Regions from separate parts of the Homo sapiens genome. Here region 2 is linked to region 1. Evidence: read pairs that join two places in POLR2A ChIA-PET (ENCODE). Cell type or tissue: IMR-90. All regions are shown on one strand. Links, peaks and the distances in the headings refer to the core of each region. The heading gives the core; the rest is flanking DNA. Region 1 has its middle 5.6 kb from the start of OR3A3. Region 2 overlaps OR3A2 (olfactory receptor family 3 subfamily A member 2).

Region 1 (8,686 bases), core at 89-2,588:
CTGGGAGACATTGTGTATGCTCTGGGTCAATCCAATCTCTAGTGTTCATAGTGGGGACTTGCGTAATATGTTGTTAGTAAGGGACAATTTTTCTTTCTCTGCCTCACCCTCTTCATAAATCAGTCTTGCTCTTGGGGACTAGCTCCCAAATAAATAACTTCACTCTTGCTCCCTGAGATGACTTCCTGCTTAAACCACACACACACACATACACATACACACACACATCTTCTCTCAGGCTCTTCTTTGGTGGGAACCAAACTAAGACAATTGGTTTTGGGAGGGATTCTGGAACTGGAGCATTCACCACTGTTGGAGTAAGTGGGGTTTGTGATAAGCCCTAGCATGTGATAGCATCACAATTACCAAGACTCACTTGTGGTAGTTTGGGATGAGGTACAGGTAGACGGAGAAACACTGTGTCATGTGTTAGCTCCAGCAAGTTAATGTTATAAGAACCATGGTAGTTATTAGAATTAGGATTTTTTTTGAGACAGAGTCTCACTCTGTTATCCAGGCTGGAGAGCAGTGGTGCAATCATAGCTCACTTGCAGGCTCAAGCGCTCCTCCTACCTAAGCCTCCTGAAGAGCTGGTGCATGTCACCACACCTGGTTAAAAAAAATTAAAAAAAAAAATCTATTACAAACCCATACCCACCATCATACCGAACGAGCAAAAGCTGGAAGCTTTTTTTTAATTTTTATTTTTTGTAGAGATGGGATTTTGCTATGTTGCTCAGACTAGTCTTGAACTCCTGGGCTCAAGCAATCCTCCAGCCTCAGCCTCCCAAAATGCTGAGATTGCAGGCATGAGCCACTGTGCCTGGCCTGGAGTTTTAAGAATAGGGATAGCTTTTGTTAACTTCCTTGGAAGCCTGGAAGAAATAGAATGATAGGTCCAGGTTAGTCAACTATCAACTTAGGGTTTATTTTGTAAAAGCCAGAAAATATCCATGGCAACATTTAATGAAACGTTAATCTTCTACAACCATTGACACACGGTGTTGAAAATCAGGCCTGAGACTTAATTCTAAGGGTGCAAGAGCTACTAAGGAGGCAGCACATGTAGCTTAGGTAGGTCTCCTATGCTAAATTACAGACCCTGGGAAGGAAAGAGTGAGACCTTGAGTCTTGTTTGAGTGGATGAACATGAGAATTTTGAATCCTCAGACTCCCCGGAATTCACTTGCTGGGGCAGAAGTATCCCTTCCCCTTGCTAGAAATGAGCAACCTCCTTTTGCCTGAAGACCATGCAAACACCCTATGTGAGGAAGAAGTCTCACAAGATGATTTTTGTTGTCCTCCAGAACTACTTCCATGTCTCCCAGTGCCTCCAAAATAGTTAGGATCAGACAATCACTCAAAACCATGTAACTCCATGGAAATTAAACAACATGATTCTGAACAACTGTTGAATAAATAATGAAATCAAGGCAGAAATCAAGAAGTTGTTTGAAACTAATGAGAACAAAGATACAACACACTGAGTGTGGTGGCTCATGCCTGAAATCCCAGCACTTTGGGAGGCCGAGGTGGGAGGATCACTAGAGGTCAGGAGTTCGAGACCAGCTTGGCCAACATGAAACCCCATCTCTACTAAAAATTCAAAAAAGTAGCCAGGCATGGTGGTGGGCACCTGTAATCCCAGCTACTCAGGAGGCTGAGGCAGGAGAATCACTTGAACCCGGGAGGCAGAGATTGCAGTGAGCCAAGATCATGCCACTGCACTCTAGGCTGGGCGATAGGGTGAGACTCAGTCTCAAAAAGAAGATATAACATACCAGAATCTCTGGGCCACAGCTAAGGCAGTATTAAGAGGAAAATTCATAGCACTACATGCTGACATCTGAAAGTTAGAAAGATCTCAAATTAACAACCTACCATCACAAATGAAAGAATTAGAGAAGCAAGAAAGAATCAACGCCAAAACTGGGAGAAGACAAGAAATTACCAAAATCGGAGTTGAACTGAAGGAAATTGAGACACGAAAAACCATTCAAAAGATCAACAAATAGAGGAGTTGATTTAAAAAAAAAATGAATAAGATAGGCCACTAGCTAGCCTAATAAAGAAGAAAAGAGAGAAGATCCAAATAAACACAATTAGAAATGATAAAGGGAATATTACCACTGACCCCACAGAAATAAAAATAACCATCAGAAATTTCTTCAAATACCTCTGTACAAACAAACTAGAAAACTTAGAAGAGATTGATAGATTCCTGGCCATCTACACTGTCCTGAGACAAACAGGAAGAAATTGATGCCCTGAATAGACCAACAATGAGCTCTGAAATTGAGTCAGTAATAAATAGCCTACCAGCCAAAAAAACCCTTGGACCTGATGGGTTCATAGCTGAATTCGACCAGAAGTACAAAGAAGAGCTGGTACTGGTACCATTCCTACTGAAACTGTTCCAAAAAATTGAGGATGAGGGACTCCTTCCTAACTTGTTCTATGAGGCTAACATCATCCTGATAACAAAACTTGGCAGAGATACAACAGAAAAAGAAAATTTCAGGCCAATATCCTTGATGAACATTGATGCAAAAATCCTCAACAAAATTCTGGCAAACTGAGTCCGGCAGCACATCAAAAAGCTTATCCACCATGATCAAGTATGCTTCATCCCCGGGATGCAAGTTTGGCTCAACATACATAAATCAGTAAATGTAATTAATCACATACACAGAACTAAAGACAAAAACTACATGATTATCTCAATAGATGCAGAAAAGGCTTTCAAAAAAATTTAACATCCCTTCATGTTAAAAACTCTCAATAAACTAGGTATTGAAGGAACATACCTGAAAATAATAAGAGCCATCTATTACAAACCCATAGCCACCATCATACTGAATAGACAAAAGTGGGAAGCATTCCCTTTGAAAACTGGCAGAAGACAAGGATGCCGTCTCTCACCACTCCTATTCAACATAGTATTGGAAGTTCTGGCCAGGGCAATTAGGCAAGAGAAAGAAGCAAAGGGCATTCAAATAAGAATAGAATAAGTTAAATCATTCCTGTTTTCAGATTACATAATCCTATATCTAGAAAACTCCATAGTCTTGGCCCAAAAGCATCTTAATCTGAAAGACAACTTCAGTAAAGTCTCAGGATACAAAATTAATGTGCAAAAATCATTAGCATTCCTATACACCAGCAATAGTCAAGCTGAGAGCCAAATCACGAATGCACGCCCATTCACAATTGCCACAAAAAGAACAATATACCTAGGAATACAGCTAACTAGGGAGGTGAAAGATCTCTACAAGGATAACTACAATACACTCCTCAAAGAAATCAGAGACAACACAAATGGAAAAACATTCCATGCTCATGGATAGGAAGAATCAATATCATTAAAATGCCCATACTGCCTAAAGCAATTTATAGATTCAGTGTTATTCCTATTAAACTACCATTGACATTCTTCATAGCATTAGAGAAAACTACTTTAAAATTCATACAGAGCCAGAAAGACAGCCTGAATAGCCAAGGCAATCGTAAGCAAAAAGAACAAAGCCGAAGACATCACGCTACCCGACTTCAAACTATATTCAAACTATACTACAGGGCTACAGTAACCAAAACAGCATGGCACTGGTACAAAAACAGACACACGGGCACCAATGGAACAGAATAAAGAACCCAGAAATAAGACCACACACCAAGAACTATCTGATCTTTGACAGATAGAAACCTCACAAAAACAAGCAATGGGGAAAGGATTCCCTATTCAATAAATTGTGCTGGGATAACTGGAGAGCCATATGCAGGAGATTGAAACTGGACCCCTTCCTTATACCATATACAAAAATGAACTCACTGCTCTTTTTAAACATTGTACTAGGCAGTGAGAAAGGGCAATAAAAAGAACTAAAATGTATACATATTGGAAAGTAAGAAATTAAACCATCTCTATTCATGTTTGTACAGAATCCACAAAATTATCTAAAAAAGGGTTCTAGAACCAGTAATCAAGTTTAGTAAACCCATAGGGTATAAGGTCAACATATTAAAAAGTTTTATTTGTGTATACAAATATATATATAATATTAATATATTAAAATTATATCAAATAGCAATGAACATGTGGAAGTTGAAAAAAATTAAAGTACTCTTTACATAGCACAATATTATTAAATATTTAAGTATAAGTCTTACAAAAATGTGTAAGATCTATGACATGAAACCTGCAACACTGGTTATGGAAATCAAACACTTAAGAAATGGGTAGATACCCAACTTCAAACTATACTACAATCCTGCAACAACCAAAACAGCATGGTACTGGTACAAAAACAGACACACAGACCGATAGAACAGAATAGAGAACTCCGAAATAAGACTGCACACCTACAACCACCTGATTTTCAAAAAACTTGGCAAAAACAAGCAATGGGGAAAGGATTCCTTATTTAATAAATGGTGTTGGGAGAACTGGCTAGCCATATTCGGAAAATTGAAACTGGATCCCTTCCTTACACCTTATACAAAAACTAACTCAAGATGGCTTAAACCCAAAACTATAAAAACCCTAGAAGAAAATCTAGGACATAGGCACAGGCAAAGATTTCATGATGAAAACATCAAAAGCAATGGCAACAAAAGCAAAAAATGACAAATGGGATCTAATTAAACTAAAAAGCTTTTGCACAGCAAAAGAAACTATCATCAGAGCAAACAGACAACCTATAGAATGGGAGAAAACTTTTGCAATCTCTCCTTCTGACAAAAGTCTAATATCTAGCGTCTACAGGGAACTTAAACAAATTTACAAGAAAAAAAACCCATTAAAAAGTGGGCAAAGGACATGAACAGACACTTCTTGAAAGAAGACATACATGCGGTAAACAAACGTGAAAAAAGGCTCAACATCGCTGATCATTAGAGAAAGCAAATTAAAACCACATTGAGATACCATCTCATGCCAGTCAGAATGGCAATTATTAAAAAGTCATGAAACAACAGATACTGGGGAGGCTGTGGAGTGAAAGGAATGCTTTTACACTGTTGGTGGGAATGAAATTAGTTCAACCATTGTGGAAGACAGTGTGGCAATTCCTCAAAGACCTAAAAACAGAAATACCATTTAACCCAGCAATCCCATTACTGAGTATATACCCAAAGGAATATAAATCATTCTATTATAAAGATACATGAATGCGTATATGTTCATTGCATCACTATTCACAATAGCAAAGACATGGAATCAACCCAAATGCTCATCAATGATAGACTGGATAAAGAAATGTGGTAAATATACACCATGGAATACTATGGAATACTATGCAGCCATAAAAAGAAATGAGATCACGTCATTTGCAGGGACATGGATGGAGCTGGAAGCCATTATCCTCAGCAAACTAATGCAGGAACAGAAAACCAAGTACCACATATTCTCACTTATAAGTGGTAGCTGAACAATGAAAACACATGGACACAGGGAGGGGAACAACACACATCGGGGGCTTATAGGGGGTGGGATCAGGGGAGGGAGAGCATCAGGAAAAATAGCTAATGCATGCTGGGCTTAATAACTGGGAGATGGGTTGATATGTGCAGCAAACCACCATGGCCCACATTTACCTATGTAACAAACCTGAGCATCCTGTACACGTACCCCAGAACTTAAAATCAAATAAAAAGAAATGGGTAGATACAACATTTTTACAGATTGGAAAACTCAACACTCTTAAGATGTTGACTCTTCAGCAACTGATCTGGAGAGTTAACAAAATTCTAATAAAAATTCTGACAGAAATTTTTGTGCATGATTTGACAATCTGATTATAAAATTTATGTGTAAAGACAAATACACCCAAAATCAGTTTTGAAAGAGGAGAACAATGTAGAAGGACTAACATTGTCTTGTTTCCAAATTAACTATTAAGTTACAATAATGAGGTAAGTGTAGTATTAGACAAAGGATAGAAATGTAGATGAGTATTGAGGGTATATAATACTATAAAGAGTCCAGAAATAGATCTACTCATGTATCATTCACTGATTATTTATTTATTTATTTATTTATTTATTTATTTATTTATTTTTATTATACTTTAAGTTTTAGGGTACATGTGCACATTGTGCAGGTTAGTTACATATGTATATATGTGCCATGCTGGTGCTGATCATTCACTGATTTTTGACAAAGGTACAGAAGCAATTCAGTGAAGACTAGTCTTCCACAAATGGCGCTGGAAAAATTGGGTTTCCATATGCAGAAGAAATAAAATGTAACCTCAATTTAACATTTAACACTCTACAACGAGTTCAAAGTGGATCACAGGCCTTAATATGTGTGTGAGTGCTAAAGATTCACCACGACATCTGTGGGGTCGTACAAGTCCCAGAAAAGGAGGCAAGGAAGTTATGTAGCAGCAAGGAGCTGAGGTGCTTTCAGTTGCACCCACTAAAGCTAGCTGAAGCCATCGCAGAACTGGTTCCTTCAGCTGTGGCTGAAATACCAGATGAGGCTGAGAGAACCTAAAATAGTGTGTCATAAGTGTCTCCTATAGATCTCAAGGGATGTGTTCTTCTACCAGGTGATGTAACAGTGGCTTCACTGGATTGGAGGTTAAGCCTACCACCCAGTCATTTTTTGGTACTCATGTAAGCCAATATACAAAGAATAGGGTTGTCATTCTGCCTAGTGTGATTGATATTGATTACCAGGGGAAAATTTGGTTGTTCTACACAACTGGAAAAGAGAGGCCCATGTCTAAAATCCTGGAGAATTATTTGGTTGCCACTTAGTATTTCCATGTGCATCAATAAAGTTTAAGAAAAAATATAACAACTTGAGAAAGCAAGGCTTATGGGATGCAGATTTCCTAGGGATGAAAGTTTGCACTGTTACCACTGTGTGGAGAATGTCACCCAGCTGATAATGGCCAAAAGAAAGGGGAACGTAGAACGGGTAGTGGAAGAAAAAAATATAAATGTCCACTGTGGCCTTGTGAGCCATTGTAGGGACAGGAAGAACATGGCATTAGGAGGTAATCTGACATAGGTGGAGAGCGGTTGGCACAATGGTAGTGATGAGTGCTATCAAGTTTTCCTAGAGAGAGAAGGAGATAAAAGTAACTAAGCGGGTGGGAATTTGGGTTTCTTTTTCTGTTTTGGCCTGAGGAAGAATTGAGCATGACCTGAGAGAGCTCATTTTTTCTTCTTTTCATCTCTTTTCTATGTATCTGCTTATGATTGAGTCACAGATGTCTGATCCTGGGGTATTTTTATGGGAAGCTGAGTTTTAGTGAGACGCTACCACCTGGATATCTTTACAAAGCATGTGTCTTTCATAGTGGTTACTCTGCTTAAAGACCATTACCTTTTTGTGTCAATTTATTGTGTAAATGTTATACGTCTAAGATATTTGAGGCCATTCACAGTCTTTTATGGCCATTCTTTTTCAAGTCCCAAAATGTAGGCTGCAGCCACACAGGGCTACTCTCCATTTCCTAAGCAGGCAGTGATTAAGCATCCATCCATGAGCTCCGTCCTCATGATAGCCCTAAATACAGTCAGGTGCGATCAGTGACTGATTACAGTGACAGATGACATGTACGGTAATTAGTTACTGCTGTAGGAGTCTGAGCAAATTTATTCTAGAGAGGTCCAGGGTAATTACTGTGTCTTTAATGAGTTACTCTGGAATCTGGATTCCTCTGGGATGCAGGGTCCCTGAGGCTCAGGGATGGGTAGAAGGGGAGATGTGAGAAGGAGTTGTCCAGACACAGGGGACAACTACAGAGACTGTTACTTTACGTGTCGTAATGGATAAAATGGAGCAGGATGTCAGGTCAGGACTGTGGAGTTACCTTGAGATGCTGGGTGAGTTGGGCAGAAGGGTGAATGAGCTGATTCTTGGTGTCCTTCCAGCCTGAGGGTCTTGATTTCCCAGGTGTAGGATGTTCTGCAGGATATTTTTTCAGTCATAATAACTTTCCTCTTTTCTATGTATTTGCCTCCCACGACTTTCCAACATTCCAGAAGTATTTTAACTAATGTTTTCCAGTTACAGTCATTGGTAATGATAGCACTTACAAATATTTCTTATTGTGCAATATATCCTCACAAGATCCTATCATTTTGGTATAATGACAGCTCTGTGAGGTATGCTTTAATGCAGTCATTCTCAAGCCTTGTTTTGTTTTAAAATTATCTGTGAAGCTTTACAGACAATTTTATGGTTCTCCAGAAGTCAGAACCATAAGCATAGTCTGTCTGTCTGTCTATCTATCTATTAACTAAATATCTATTTATCGTCTCTAATCTATCTCTCTACCTCTAGCTATCTATCATCTATCTATTGTCTATCATCTATCTGTCATCTATCATCATCTATCTATATCTATCTATCTCTAATCTATCTCTCTACCTGTATCTATCTATTATCTATCTATCTATCTATCATCTATCTATCTATCTATCTATCATCTGTCACCTATCGTCATCTACCTATCTCTATCATCTATCATTATCTATCTATCTATCTATCTATCTATCTATCTATCTATCTATCTATCTACCTATCTATATCTATCAAGGCAGAGAGAGAGAGAGATTCTTTTAAGAAATTGGCTCACAAGATTGTGAGCATGGGTAAGTCTGAAATCCACAGGGTAGGTAAGCAGTCTGGAGACCCAGGGAAAGAGTTGATGTTACAGTCTTGAGTCTG
Region 2 (13,328 bases), core at 1,569-4,068, 120 kb after region 1:
GCCTTCTCCACATGTGGCTCCCACCTCACTGTGGTTGCCATATTCTATGGTTCAGGTATCTTTAACTATATGCGACTGGGTTCAACCAAGCTTTCAGACAAGGATAAAGCTGTTGGAATTTTCAACACTGTCATCAATCCCATGCTGAACCCAATCATCTACAGCTTCAGAAACCCTGATGTGCAGAGTGCCATCTGGAGGATGCTCACAGGGAGGCGGTCACTGGCTTGAGGAGGTCTCAATTGACCCTTTCTCCCTGTGTCTTGTACTAAAGGAAAAGTCTTCTAGAGCCAGAAACTAGGAAAAAAATGGTTCACACCTGTTTCTGTTTCATGGGCATAAGAAGGACTTTTTGTAGGGAATAATAGTTTTCATTTCTGAAAGCAGCCCTGTCCAATTATAAGCAATGAGTGTATAGGATCTGCCAAGCCAGCCCCTTAGACAAATTCAGCTTCAGGCACCGTGTTCTCTCCTTTCTGGCTAGAGGTGAAACCTAGGAAGCTGTGAGTGCTGACAGGTTCATGTTCCAGAAGGAATGACTCTTTGGTTGGTTACAGCCTTAGTTGCCAGAAGTACCCCAGAAAACTCCCCGCCAGAAGTCATATTTTTCCCTCAAGTTCAGGTGTGCTTGGTCTGTTTATAAAACATAGGTCTAGAGATTAGGATTGTTTTATTTCTCCCATCAGAACTCTAAAAGCAAAAATAAAACAAAAAGAAACAAAAACAAAAAAGTAGCTCTTTCTATTCCCATTAAACAAGGACCCCATAGCATAGACAGGGGACAGAGGGGAAGCTGTATGATTATGTATTCTCTAGTAATTCTGGAGCACCTGATACCTGTGTGCAGCTCACAGACTTGTTTCCAAATGCTAAAACTCCATTAATATGTATTATATATCTTATGTTACAAAAATGAATTTTCCTCATCTTTTTCTCCCATGTGTTTCAAATTTTTTGAAAAGATAAGAATTTATAATCTAAGCATTATTTACATATTTCAGAAAATCCAAGACTACTCAATATGAAAATTTCTCCAAAACTCTCACTCTTAGTCTCCAAACCTCCTTGCTGAGATAATCCATAACTATAAATGCAAGTCATATGGTGAGGAGTCACCCTGAATGTCCCTTCTCAGTAGGGGAGTGTGGCTCTGACCCAGAGCATTAGCTCAACTTGCTTGAAGTTAAACCAGCCATGATTTCGCTGTATCTTTTCAGCTTCCCATTTAGGACTCATTGCCCATTCCTGGCAACTCTGCTGTGCCACTGCTGTTTCCAAATGCATTTTCCTAAAACTTTCCTTTGACTGGCACCTGTGACTTGGCTTCTCTATAATATTTTATGGGGGTGAGGGATTGAATAGATGCAGTAAGATAGAGATAAAGAGAAAAGACACAAAAGAGGGAAGCAAAACAAGACTGGAGGAGGAGAGTTGGTAGGAAAATGAAGTGGAAAGATGAGGAATAGGGAGAACTGGGAGAGAATTGCAAGTGGAGGGGGTTAGGACCAAACGTGGTACACAGAATGGGAAATGAGAAAGAATGGAGGAATTGGATAAGATGCCTTGAGAGTATTGAAAGATCAGAGGAAGAAAGCGGGGGCATAAAATAAGTGGGTCACACATGAGAGATGTGGGCTTCCCATTCTATGTTTTCCAGCAATAACCAATTCCAGCACTCCTGATGCCATCATTGTAGTCCGTCTTCTCTACTAAGAAGGAAGTGATTGATATTTTAAGTTATGCTAAGTGTACAAAAAAAGTACACCAAGGACTCGTTTTCTCTTTCTCTAAACAGAGGTGCTCCTAGGATGTCAGGAAGAAGGTTTACTAGATGAGAAAACACAGAAGAAAAGAGTGCTGGGTATTTTCTCCAGCTACGTATCTAAAATGTCATCAAAATTTGTGACGAACTGCCCAACTTAACACTCCCTACCTTTTGAGTCATGCTGGCTGACGGCGTCAATAGACACAGGAAAAAGATGCCTTTTTCTGATTTATTGCATCATCAGACAAACTTCAGGGACACAAAGAGTGAGTCTTCTTCCAGGGTCAAGAAGACCGTTGGGGAAGACCTGGGATGTGGTTCTCATCTCATCCCTTCTCTCATTCACGACACGCTTGACCTTGAATAAGTTGATGAGTTCCTCTGGGTCTGTTCTTGACCAAAAGCACTAGGTTATATTAAGGTTCTTCCACTGCGAGATTTCTCTGAGTCTGTTAGTTTGAATGAATAGAAAGACTGTATCTGTTTACCCTGAGGGAGCTACCACACCTTCCACCATCACTTCTTTGGCTACATTTAACCCCTGCAGCAAAACTGAGCCTGCTGTTTATCTCCAAAGATCTGGTGCCTCTGGCATTTCTTCAGCTGGCTCTTTACTTCAAGCCTCAAGGAGAGATTTCGGTCTTGGCCTTGCCACTAGGGTGGAATGGAGCCACTGGGTCCAGCATCATAGACAATGGCCAAAGGCCTGATTCCCAGGTCCCTGTTCACCCTCCAGGATCACACGGTTTCTTTATCAATTTGGGAGATTCCATTTCATTTGGAATTTTTCTCCCCTTTTATATTTCAAACTGGAAATCTCCTTGCTACTTAAAAATTCTATTATCCATGTAATACATCATGTTGTAAATGTACAAACAGTACAGAACATCACCACCCTTCCGCACCATCCGCACAGTAATCTTATCTTTAAAAGTAACTACTGTTAATAGTTTCATGTTTAGCTTTCCAAATGAACACACACAAACACACACTCACACACACAAACACACCCACATTCAAAACCATACTGTGTTGTAATCTGACTTTTCTCTGTCTATATTGCATAGTATAATTCTTACATGTGAGCCTACAAATCTATCTTACCCATTTTAAAGGCTGCATAATATTCCATTTATGTAAAATTATAATCTATTTAACCACACCCCATTGATGTAATTTAGTTCCTATTTTTGCGACTGCCAATAATACTGAGATTAGTATTTATATATATAGCTGAGTATCTGAAATTATTTCCAGTGGCTAAGTTCATGAACGTAGTTTGTGTGTTTGTGTATAAGTACGTGTTCACTATCAGAAATACAAATGCAAAGTTAAAGTTTAATAAGTATTCTGCCTTTGTATTTGCCAAAAAATGTACAGCATTTTACATCCAGATTGGCAGTGTATGCAAATGCTTGTTGCTTCACATCTTTGACCTCATTGGATGTTATATATATATCTTTTTATATTTGAAAACTAGATGAAATACTGTATTATTTTTAATTTGAATTTCTTTGATTATGGGTGTGGTTGAACACATTTTTATGTACAGTCATGTGTCACTCTACAACGGGGATACATTCTGAGAAATGCATTGTTAGGTGATTGTGTTGTGCAAACATCGCTTACCCCTGTGTAAGAATGTACTTGCACAAACCTAGGTGGTATGGCCTACTGAACACCTAGGCTATATGAAATAGCCTGTTAATAGCCTATTGCTGTGACCACTGCCATGTATGCAGGCTTTGTTGACCAAAACATCATTATACAGCTCATAACTGTATTTATTTGTTATTTGTATTTCTTCTTTGCAGATTTCTTTTTCTTTTTTTGTCTTTTTTTTTTTTTTTTTTTGCCCTTTTGGTGATAGTTTATCTTTTTGTAAATGATTGGTAGAAACCTTTTCTGTTTTAAAATGGTAATTCTTTGCCATATATGTTGCTAACATATTTCCTAATTTCCCATTTGTCTTTAATTTTGTTTAGAGTAACTGCTGCCCAAATTAATTTTATATTTTATGACCTTTATCTTCTTTGTTTTATGTCATGCTTAGGAAAAAGAGCTTTTTCATCTAAATGCTGTATAAATATGTGTCTGATGTTTTTCTAGTATTTTTACATTTCTTTTTAAGTCAAATATTTAATATATTTAGAGCTTATTGTTATGTATGCTCTAATTTTTTCCTAGTAGATAACAATTGTCTCAACACAATAATTTTATTATAAAATTTAATATAAGCTCGATTACATATACAGTATATTGATATTATATATATATAATAGAAAAACATAAATTCAGCAAAAGTAAAAATATTTTAACTGAGACCAATGCTGCCACCCACGAAGCAAGTTTGCAGTTCAAGCCTCGCCAAGAGAATTACCTATCAAACATGGGAAATGACACGTGATAAATAATGTAATTGAGAATCTCCAGCAGAACTGAATATTCGTAATGTCCAGGATACAGTCCAGAATTAATATATGAAGAATCAAGAAAATGCAACACATTCTCCAGAGAAAAGAAAATCCAGCAAGTCCAACTCTGAAATGAACTAGATGTTGACACTAACAGACGAAAATTTTAAATGGCTGTTATAATTACCCCAAATTAGGTAAAAAATTAAACATGTTTTCAAGGAATGAAAATCTCAGCAGAGATATAGACACAATACCGCGTACACATGGATGCAGAGTGGAAGGATAGACAATGGAAAATCAGAAATGGGAGTGGGTGGGAGGGGGGTGGATGATGAGAATAAATTACTTAATGGGTACAATGTGCATTATTTGAGTGATGGGAACCCTAAACACCCTGACCTGACCACTCTGCACTCTGTGGATGTATCAGAAATGTGGGTGGGTAGGAGGGGGGTGGATGATGAGAAATTACTTAATTAGTACAGTGTACATTATTTGAGTGATGTCCCCATCCCAAGATCTCAAACTTTAAAGTCTCCTTTACCATATAAAGTAGATTCCAGGGTTTAGGTTGGATATCTCTGGGGCCCATTCTTCTACCTACCACAAGATGGATTAAAGACTTAAATGTAAGACCTAAAACCATAAAAACCCTAGAAGAAAATCTAGGCAATACCATTCAGGACATAGGCATGGGCATGGACTTCATGTCTAAAACACCAAAAGCAATGGCAACAAAAGCCGAAACTGACAAATGGGATCTAATGAAAGAGCTTCTGCACAGCAAAAGAAACTACCATCAGAGTGAACAGGCAACCTACGGAATGGGAGAAAATTTTTGCAATCTATCCATCTGACAAAGAGCTAATATCCAGAATCTACAAAGAACTTAAACAAATTTACAAGAAAAAACAACCCCATCAAAAAGTGAGCGAAGGATATGAACAGACACTTCTCAAAAGAAGACATTTATGCAGCCAACAAACATGAAAAAAATCTCGTCATCACTGGTCATTAGAGAAATGCAAATCAAAACCACAATGAGATACCATCTCACACCAGTTAGAATGGCTATCATTAAAAAGTCAGGAAACAACAGGAAACAATAGATGCTGGAGAGGATGTGGAGAAATAGGAATGCTTTTACACTGTTGGTGGGAGTGTAAACTAATTCAACTATTGTGGAAGACAGTGTGGCGATTCCTCAAGGATCTAGAACTAGAAATACCATTTGACCCACCAATCCCCTTACTGAGTATATACCCAAAGGAATATAAATCATTCTACTATAAAGACACATGCACATGTATGTTTATTGTAGCACTGTTCACAATATCAAAGACTTGGAACCAAGCCAAATGCCCATCAGGGACAGACTGGATAAAGAAAATGTGGCACATATATACCATGGAATACTATGCAGCCATAAAAAAGGATGAGTTCATGACCTTTGCAGGGACATGGATGAAGCTGGAAACCATCATTCTCAGCAAACTAACACAAGAACAGAAAACCAAACACCACATGTTCTCACTCATAAGTGGGAGTTGAATAATGAGAACACATGGACGCAGGGACGGGAAGACCACACACCAGGGCCTCTTGGGGGGTGGGGGGCAAGGGGAGGGATAGCATTAAGAGAAATACCTAATGTAGAAGACAGGTTGATGGGTGCAGCAAACCACCATGGCACACGTATACCTATGTAACGAACCTGCACATTCTGCACATGTACCCCAGAACTTAGAGTATATTTAAAAAGAGAAAATCTACTTCATAGAATTGTGAAGACTGAGACTCCAGGCTTGTTGTGTTCTTAGCATGTTACCATGTACATGACAAACACTCATAAATGGTTCCTGTTTGTCTGTGTTTGTTTTGTTGTTGTTGTTGTTTGGGAGGGATTCTCACTCTATAGCCCAGGCTGCAGTGCAGTGGTGCGATCACGGCTCACTGCAGCCTCCACCTCCTGGGCTCAAGCGATCCTTTCATTTCAGCCTCCAGAGTAGCTGGGACTACAGGCCCGCACCACTGTGCCTGACAAATTTTTGTTATTTTTTGTAGAGATGGGGTTTTACCATGTTACCCAGGCTGGTTTTGAACTTCTGGGCTCAAGCGATCCCCGCCTCAGCCTCCCAGAGTGCTAAGATTACAAGTTTGAGTCACCACACACAGCCACAGATACTCATAATTGTTATCAATTCATATGTAGATAAATTGTTGAACCTCTATTAGCAACTTAATGAATGTAATGTTCACAGCAGTGCTCTGTGAGGAAGGATATCTCATTTTACAGATGAGGAAACTGAGGCCCCAAAACTGACTTTGCAGCTTGTACAAAGTCAAACCACTAATAATCAGAAGAACAGGTTTGTCTATTCTGCTTTTTCTACTGCACCACAACTCCCTGGTGGGAGAAGAAGGAGCCCTCTCTCTTAGGCGAGGGAATGTTAGTGGGAAGAGGAGTCAGAGGAACACACGCCTACATCTTCCCACAGCTTCTGTTCATTAACCTGCCACCTTCACCAGGCCTCTCAATTCCTCAGGGCCGGACTTAGAAAATCATGTTGATAGGCACCTTCCCAGTAGTCCTGCTAGCATCATAGGGCTCATCTCCCACCACCTCTAGAATCATTATAGGATCCCCAAGACACAGTCCAAGTGTCCCCCACTAACAAGTCCCCAGGAGAGAAAGCGCCTCACTACTGAGGGCTCAACAGGAAACCGGCTTTGAAGAAAGCTTTTCCCTCTTATCTCCCTTCTGGGGCCTCCTCCTACCTCCCCAGGTCCAAGACAAGTTCAGGAATTGGCTTGTTTCTGCTCAAATGCCCTGGTTGATATCTGGGAAAGAAAATATCCCCTTAGAAAGCCCATATAGAGTCTCCAGCTGCACCTCTCCCTTCCTGGGGGACTTTGAGGACATAGGCAAGTCCTGTAGGCCTCAGTGACCCACATTAAGCAGAGCGGACATCATCTGCCGTAACAACCTGCCCACAAAGCCAGGGCTAGAGGCAAAGCCTTCCTTGTGAGAAAGTCTAAATACCAGAAGGGGTGAGGCATCGTTGCCATGAGTATGAAGGGCCTGAGGTGTCTCCTTTTCCGTGTCTCTCCCCCCATCCTTCTCTCTCCTAGGAGAGCCAGTTTCTGAGTGCCCCAGAGGAGAATGCTGTAGTGAACACAGCCCTGTACAGAGAAGACAGCAGCTTGATTCCTCTCATTTCTCAGTCATTAGCCCCTCACTCGCTCTCCGGGAGGATAACGGGGTGTGCGCAGCTCCTCCCCTTCTTTCCTGAAGAAACCTCAGTGGCTTCCGTGCCCTTGCCAGGGTGAGTGTTCTCCTGAGTCCTTCCTCTGCTCCTGCAAGATAGAGAAGGGGCTTCTGTTGCCATCAGCTTAGTAAGCCTGGTGCGATGGATGCCCCTGACAGGGAAAGCCATTTAGGGGAAGACCTGGCACTACAGCCCGGAGGTCCTGGGTTCTTTTGTGGTTTTCCCCGTGCTCGCCTCTCTCAGATGAAGCCTGCTGCCTGTTAGCATGAGTGTGAGGAGACTCGCTCAGACCAGTTCACTGCCCGCACCCACTGCATCAGGCAGCGGGGAACCCTCGCTCCAGCGAAGTCCTTGAGCCTCGTCATGTTGGGCGCGTGAGGGATGGGCTGGAGTTCCAGAGCAGGGAGCTGTCACAGCTCGTAAGGGGAGCCTCGAGAGTGGTCGTGCAGGAGGGCTCCCCAGTGGGCCTCGTGGGGACCCTGTCAGACCCTCTGGATGTCTCGGTGACCTGAGGTCATCCCAGAATCCCCCTGGTTTTAAGCAATTGTATCTCTAGCTGTCTGAGGGTTGGCAACAGCTGTTTAGTGGTTCTTCTACCCCTGACCATGACTTACTTGTCTGTAAGGTGTGGCCCCTCCTAAGGGCCGTATTGTTTTGGGAGGTTTAAGTAAAAAGAAGATGTGGACTGGTCCATGACCTGCTTGTCCTGTTAACACAGAGGAGTCCCTGCCACAGCCTTGAACCCTGCACTTAACCTGGACCTCCCCTAAAGCACACTAAGCCATGACAAATTCCAGTGTGTCCAGAAAGTCTTCCCTGAGAACTCTAGCTCATACTGATGATATCGTACACATTTTAACCATCCATTTATTTAAGAAATATTGGATACCGGCCGGGCGCAGTGACTTACGCCTGTAATCCCAGCACTTTGGGAGGCTGAGGTGGGCGGATCACCTGAGGTCAGGAGTTCGAGACCAGCCTGATCAACATGGAGAAACCCTGTCTCTACTAAAAATACAAAGTTAGCTGGGCGTGGTGGCGCATGCCTGTAATCCCAGCTACTCAGAAGGCTGAGGCAGGAGAATCGCTTGAACCCAGGAGGCAGAGGTTGCAGTGAGCCGAGGTCATGCCATTGTACTCCAGCCTGGGCAAAAAGAGCAAAACTCTGTCTCAAAAAAAGAGAAAAATATGAAATATTGGGTACCTATGTGTAAAGTGTTATGATGATTATTGCTATTGAAAATGAATCAAACATATTCTGTCCTCAAGTCACTTACAGAGACAGACTCTATAAAGAAGTGACTCACCCAAAATGTAAACAGTCATAAATTCCAAGAAATGGTGTATATTGATAGTTTAGGGGGTGAGGAGAGAGAGAGAGAGAGAAAGAGACAGAAGAGGAGAGCAGAAGAGAGGAAGAAGGAGAGAGAGATTCTTTTTAGATGGAGAAGTTTCAAGGAAGGATTAATTCATCAGTCAGCATTTGAGTCAAGTTGTGAAATATCTGGGCATGTGCCGTTGGAGGGAAACCATTGCAGGTGGGGAAAACAGCATGAGCAAGGAGCTGGAAGATCACAGGGTTGCTGTCCAATGCTTCTGTTAAAATGGACCTGACAGGAAAAAGGGAAGTAGTCAACTATCCTTTAATATAACATATGTAAAGAGCTATCACCCTTTGATTTGTTGATTTGCAAAGCATTATCAGTTACCACCTCTGTCAGTGATAATCAGGCCAGAGGATGATTTCTGCCCTCCTCCAAGTCATGTGATCTTAGAACTTTAAGGACCTCTTGGAGATCACCGCATCCACATTCTCACCCATGTGGCATCCCCTCTGCAGCTTCCCCGTGGCCTGAGCACACACAGTGGAGACCTCATTTGGAAGGCTGGTCATCGAGACAGCCTCACATTGGAGACATCCCCTTGCTGTAGAGACTCCAGTGAGATGCACGTTATCCACATGAAACTGCGGGTCAGTCTTTAGAGACTATCTTGACTCTTTTTTTTGAGACAGAATCTCAGACGGAGTCGCCCAGGCCGGAGTGCAGTGGCGCGATCTCAGCTCACTGCAACCTCCGCCTCCCGGGTTCAAGTGATTCTCCTGCCTCAGCCTCCGGAGTAGCTGGAACTACAGGTGCCCACCACCACACCTGGCTAATTTTTTGTATTGAATGGGGTTTCACCGTGTTAGCCAGGATGGTGTCAATCTCCTGACCTCGTGATCCACCCACCTCAGCCTCCCAAAGTGCTGGGATTACAGGTGTGAGCCACTGCACCTGGCTGAGATTACCTTGATTCTAAGCGTAGGTGGAGGAGTCTTTGTGGAAGTGGCTGGATCACCTAAAAGGGCTGGTGACCTTCATGTCCGGTATGGAGAAAAACAATGAAGAGGGAAACAAGCCATCATCATGCCTCCCAGGCTGCAAATCTGGCAGAGTTCTCTGTCCTGGCTGGGCATTAGAACCACCTGGGAGGCGCTAAGGAAACACCCATACCCAGGTACCACCAATTAAACCAATTAAATCAAAATTCTTGGTGAAAGGCCTGAGCATCAGTATTTTCTTCTTAAAGCATCCCAGGTGATTCCAATAAGCATGGGGACTAAGAATCTAATTTAACAGAGTTGGAAATCGAGGCTGGAAATACCACCAAACCTTTGCAAGGTATCTTAAATTTTTGTAACTTTTCTGTGTGTCATTTTATAAAGTATTTCCTGCTCTCCCTTCAGGGTTATCAGTAAAAGTAAAATGAGAAAACAAAACAAACAAACAAAACTCTTAATTTGAGGGGGTGGCAAGAAAGAGCTAGTCGTTGGAAGTATCTGCTCAGTTAAATGCTAAGACAGCAGTGATCAGGTGGGTGCTTTGAAAAATGCTGATGCTGCCGGGCGCGGTGCCTCACGTCTGTAATCCCAGCACTTTGGGAGGCTGAGGCGGGTGGATCACAAGGTCAAGAGATCGACACCATCCTGGCCAACATGGTGAAACCCCATCTCTACTAAAAATACAAAAAAATTAGCTGGGCGTGGTGGTGCATGCCTGTAGTCCCAGCTACTGAGGAGGCTGAGGCAGGAGAATCTCTTGAACCTGGGAGGCGGAGGTTGCAGTGAGCCGAGATCGTGCCACTGCACTCCAGCCTGGTGACAGAGGGAGACTCCATCTCAAAAAAAAAAAAAAAAATCCTGATGCCTGGGTATTATCTTGGGAGATTCTGATTTAATCGGCCTGTGGGTAAATTCTGGACAACAGGAGTTTTGGGGGCTCCCACATAAATCTAATGTGCAGCCAAGGTTGATACTGGCTGTAAGTCACTTGTTCCAGGATTGTGAGTACATTTTCCCTTGACTTCCCTAGTCAGTGCTCACCAGAGGCTGAGGAACTGCTGATAATGCCGGCTTCTTGCTTTTAAAGTCCCACCTAAACACTGCACAGTCAGCCTGCCCGGATGGCTTCTCATTCACTCCTGCCTCTTCTGCTTTCCAGATCTTAGTGAGACCAGTTAAGACCGTGCCACCAACCCGTGCACTCAATTCCCACTTTTATGAACAAAGGATTTAAACATCATTTTGGTGACCACACCCCTAGGCAGTCATATCAGTCATACTGCTGCTACAGCATTTCTGATTTCTGGAACCTCCTTAATCATTCCTGCCTCTGCATTTCACTGCCCCAGCTCAGGCAATCATCACTGTTCCCCTCCAGCTGCTTCCCATCCTCTGATTCCAGTCTATTCTATGCAAGGGAGTAACATTGCTTTTAAAGAACCTCTGGCCTGGCTTATTCCATGGGCAATAGAGACATTGATGTTTTTTGATCTGGAGTAGGATATAAAATCTGAAAGATGGGCTGGGCGCAGTGCCTCACGCCTGTAATCCCAGCACTTTGGGAGGCCGAGGCGGGCGGATCACCAGGTCAGGAGATCGAGACCATCCTGGCTAACACGGTGAAACCCCGTCTCTACTAAAAATACAAAAAAATTAGCCGGGCGTGGTGGTGGGCGCCTGTAGTCCCAGCTATTCAGGAGGCTGAGGCAGGAGAATGGCGTGAACCCAGGAGGCGGAGCTTGCAGTGAGCCGAGATCGCGCCACTGCACTCCAGCCTGGGTGACAGAGCAAGACTCTGTCTCAAAAAAAAAAAAAAAATCTGAAAAATGACTTCAGCGTGGTTTTCCAAGTACATGCCTTCGTCATTTCAGGATGTATCATTAGAGCCATTGGTCAACCTACCGTGCCTAAGTCAAGGACAAGGGAAGGACAGTGACTGTGCAATGCAGAATGTAACTGCACCTGGCGGCAACCAACCCACAGGCTATGACCACAACTTTGGTTTTAGAGAGGAATAGCAGATAATACACACAGAAAAACATCATTTTACAGTAAGTCATTAGTCAAAGTCCATTGTAGGGGCTTAAGTAACAATAACATTAACAATTTATTGAACAAGAAATGTTGAGTTGATACTTCAGAGTGTGGTCCCTCACCTTGAAGAAATGTACTTGGCTGGTCTTTCTGATATCCACAATCATGAATACCTTCTCTCTGATTCTTGCTACAGCTTTGCTTGACCTTTATTATGTCTAGAAGCCTTTAAACCTAGGTGTTTTTGTTTTGTTTTGTTTTGTTTTGTTTGAGATGGAGCCTCGCTCTGTCACCCAGGCTGGAGTACAATGGTGCAGTCTTGGCTCACTGCAACCTCCACGTCTCGGGTTCAAGCGATTCTCCTGCCTCAGCCTACTGAGTAGCTAGGATTACAAGTGCCCCCCACCACACGAAGCTAATTTTTGTAGTAGAGATGTGGTTTCACCATGTTGGACAGGCTGGTCTCAAACTCCTGATCTCAGATGATGCACCCGCCTTGGCCTCCCAAACTGCTGGGATTACAGGCGTGAGCCACCACGCCCAGCCTGGGTTATGTTTTTAAATGCATTCTACTTTCTCTGGATTTCTATTTTGAAACCTGCTTATTAGTTTGGGATGATCCCTCAGAGAGCAATAGGAAAACTTCATCTAAATCTAACTATATTCATAGAGGAAGCCTTGTATGTTTTTTAAAACAAAGTTTTTGTCTATATTTAAGGTACAGAACATGATGTTATGAGATACTTGTAGTTAGTAAAATGGTTACTATAGTGAAACAAATTAACATATTCATCATCTCACATAGTTACCCATTTCCCCCCTGTGGCGAGGACAGCTGTAATCTACTCAGCAAAAATCCTGAATGCAATACACTTTATTAACTATAGTTCTCATGTTGTTCCAGGTATTCTGACCTTTTCAGCTAGCAGAGGATGAGGAGGACAAGGTGGTGGTGTCATTGGGCATGTCAACCAAGAGCAAGGTAAAGGCATTGAGGTGATGGAGGAGGTCAACGAGTGAGGGATGGCCTGGGGACTCGCCACGGGGCTTTGAACATAAATGGTTTAAAATATTAATGTTGAATAAGTGAACTGAGTGAACTGATACCTCCCCTGCTGGGACATGTCCTTACAGAAACTCATGGAGCCAGAAGCTGGGACCAATAGGACCGCTGTTGCTGAGTTCATTCTACTGGGCCTAGTGCAAACAGAAGAGATGCAGCCAGTTGTCTTTGTGCTCCTCCTCTTTGCCTATCTGGTCACAACTGGGGGCAACCTCAGCATCCTGGCAGCCGTCTTGGTGGAGCCCAAACTCCACGCCCCCATGTACTTCTTCCTGGGGAACCTGTCAGTGCTGGATGTCGGATGTATCACTGTCACTGTTCCTGCAATGTTGGGTCGTCTCTTGTCCCACAAGTCCACAATTTCCTATGACGCCTGCCTCTCCCAGCTCTTCTTCTTCCACCTTCTGGCTGGGATGGACTGCTTCCTGCTGACCGCCATGGCCTATGACCGACTCCT

What was found. Peaks named below come from ENCODE experiments on the same cell type or tissue, not always from the same donor. Only the 100,000 strongest peaks of a DNase experiment are listed, where the experiment ranks them.
Region 2: POLR2A ChIA-PET joins it to region 1 with 12 read pairs; 2 of 35 experiments call an interaction of 5 or more read pairs at or near these places.

Annotation. Positions count from the first base shown.
Region 1 is chr17:3,401,400-3,410,085 of GRCh38, reverse strand. No RefSeq gene overlaps it. Among named protein-coding and RNA genes, the nearest start is that of OR3A3, 5.6 kb to the left of the region's middle. In IMR-90, for the core only: no CTCF peak of the experiment used is centred there; no DNase peak of the experiment used is centred there.
Region 2 is chr17:3,278,538-3,291,865 of GRCh38, reverse strand. It overlaps OR3A2 (olfactory receptor family 3 subfamily A member 2), which reads left to right. Exons shown (of 5, transcript NM_002551.5): 3 at 7,315-7,508; 4 at 12,713-12,790; 5 at 12,943-13,328. The coding sequence starts at 12,949. It overlaps OR3A1 (olfactory receptor family 3 subfamily A member 1), which reads left to right. Exons shown (of 2, transcript NM_002550.3): 2 at 1-849. The coding sequence ends at 231. Among named protein-coding and RNA genes, the nearest start is that of OR3A1, 13 kb to the left of the region's middle. In IMR-90, for the core only: no CTCF peak of the experiment used is centred there; no DNase peak of the experiment used is centred there.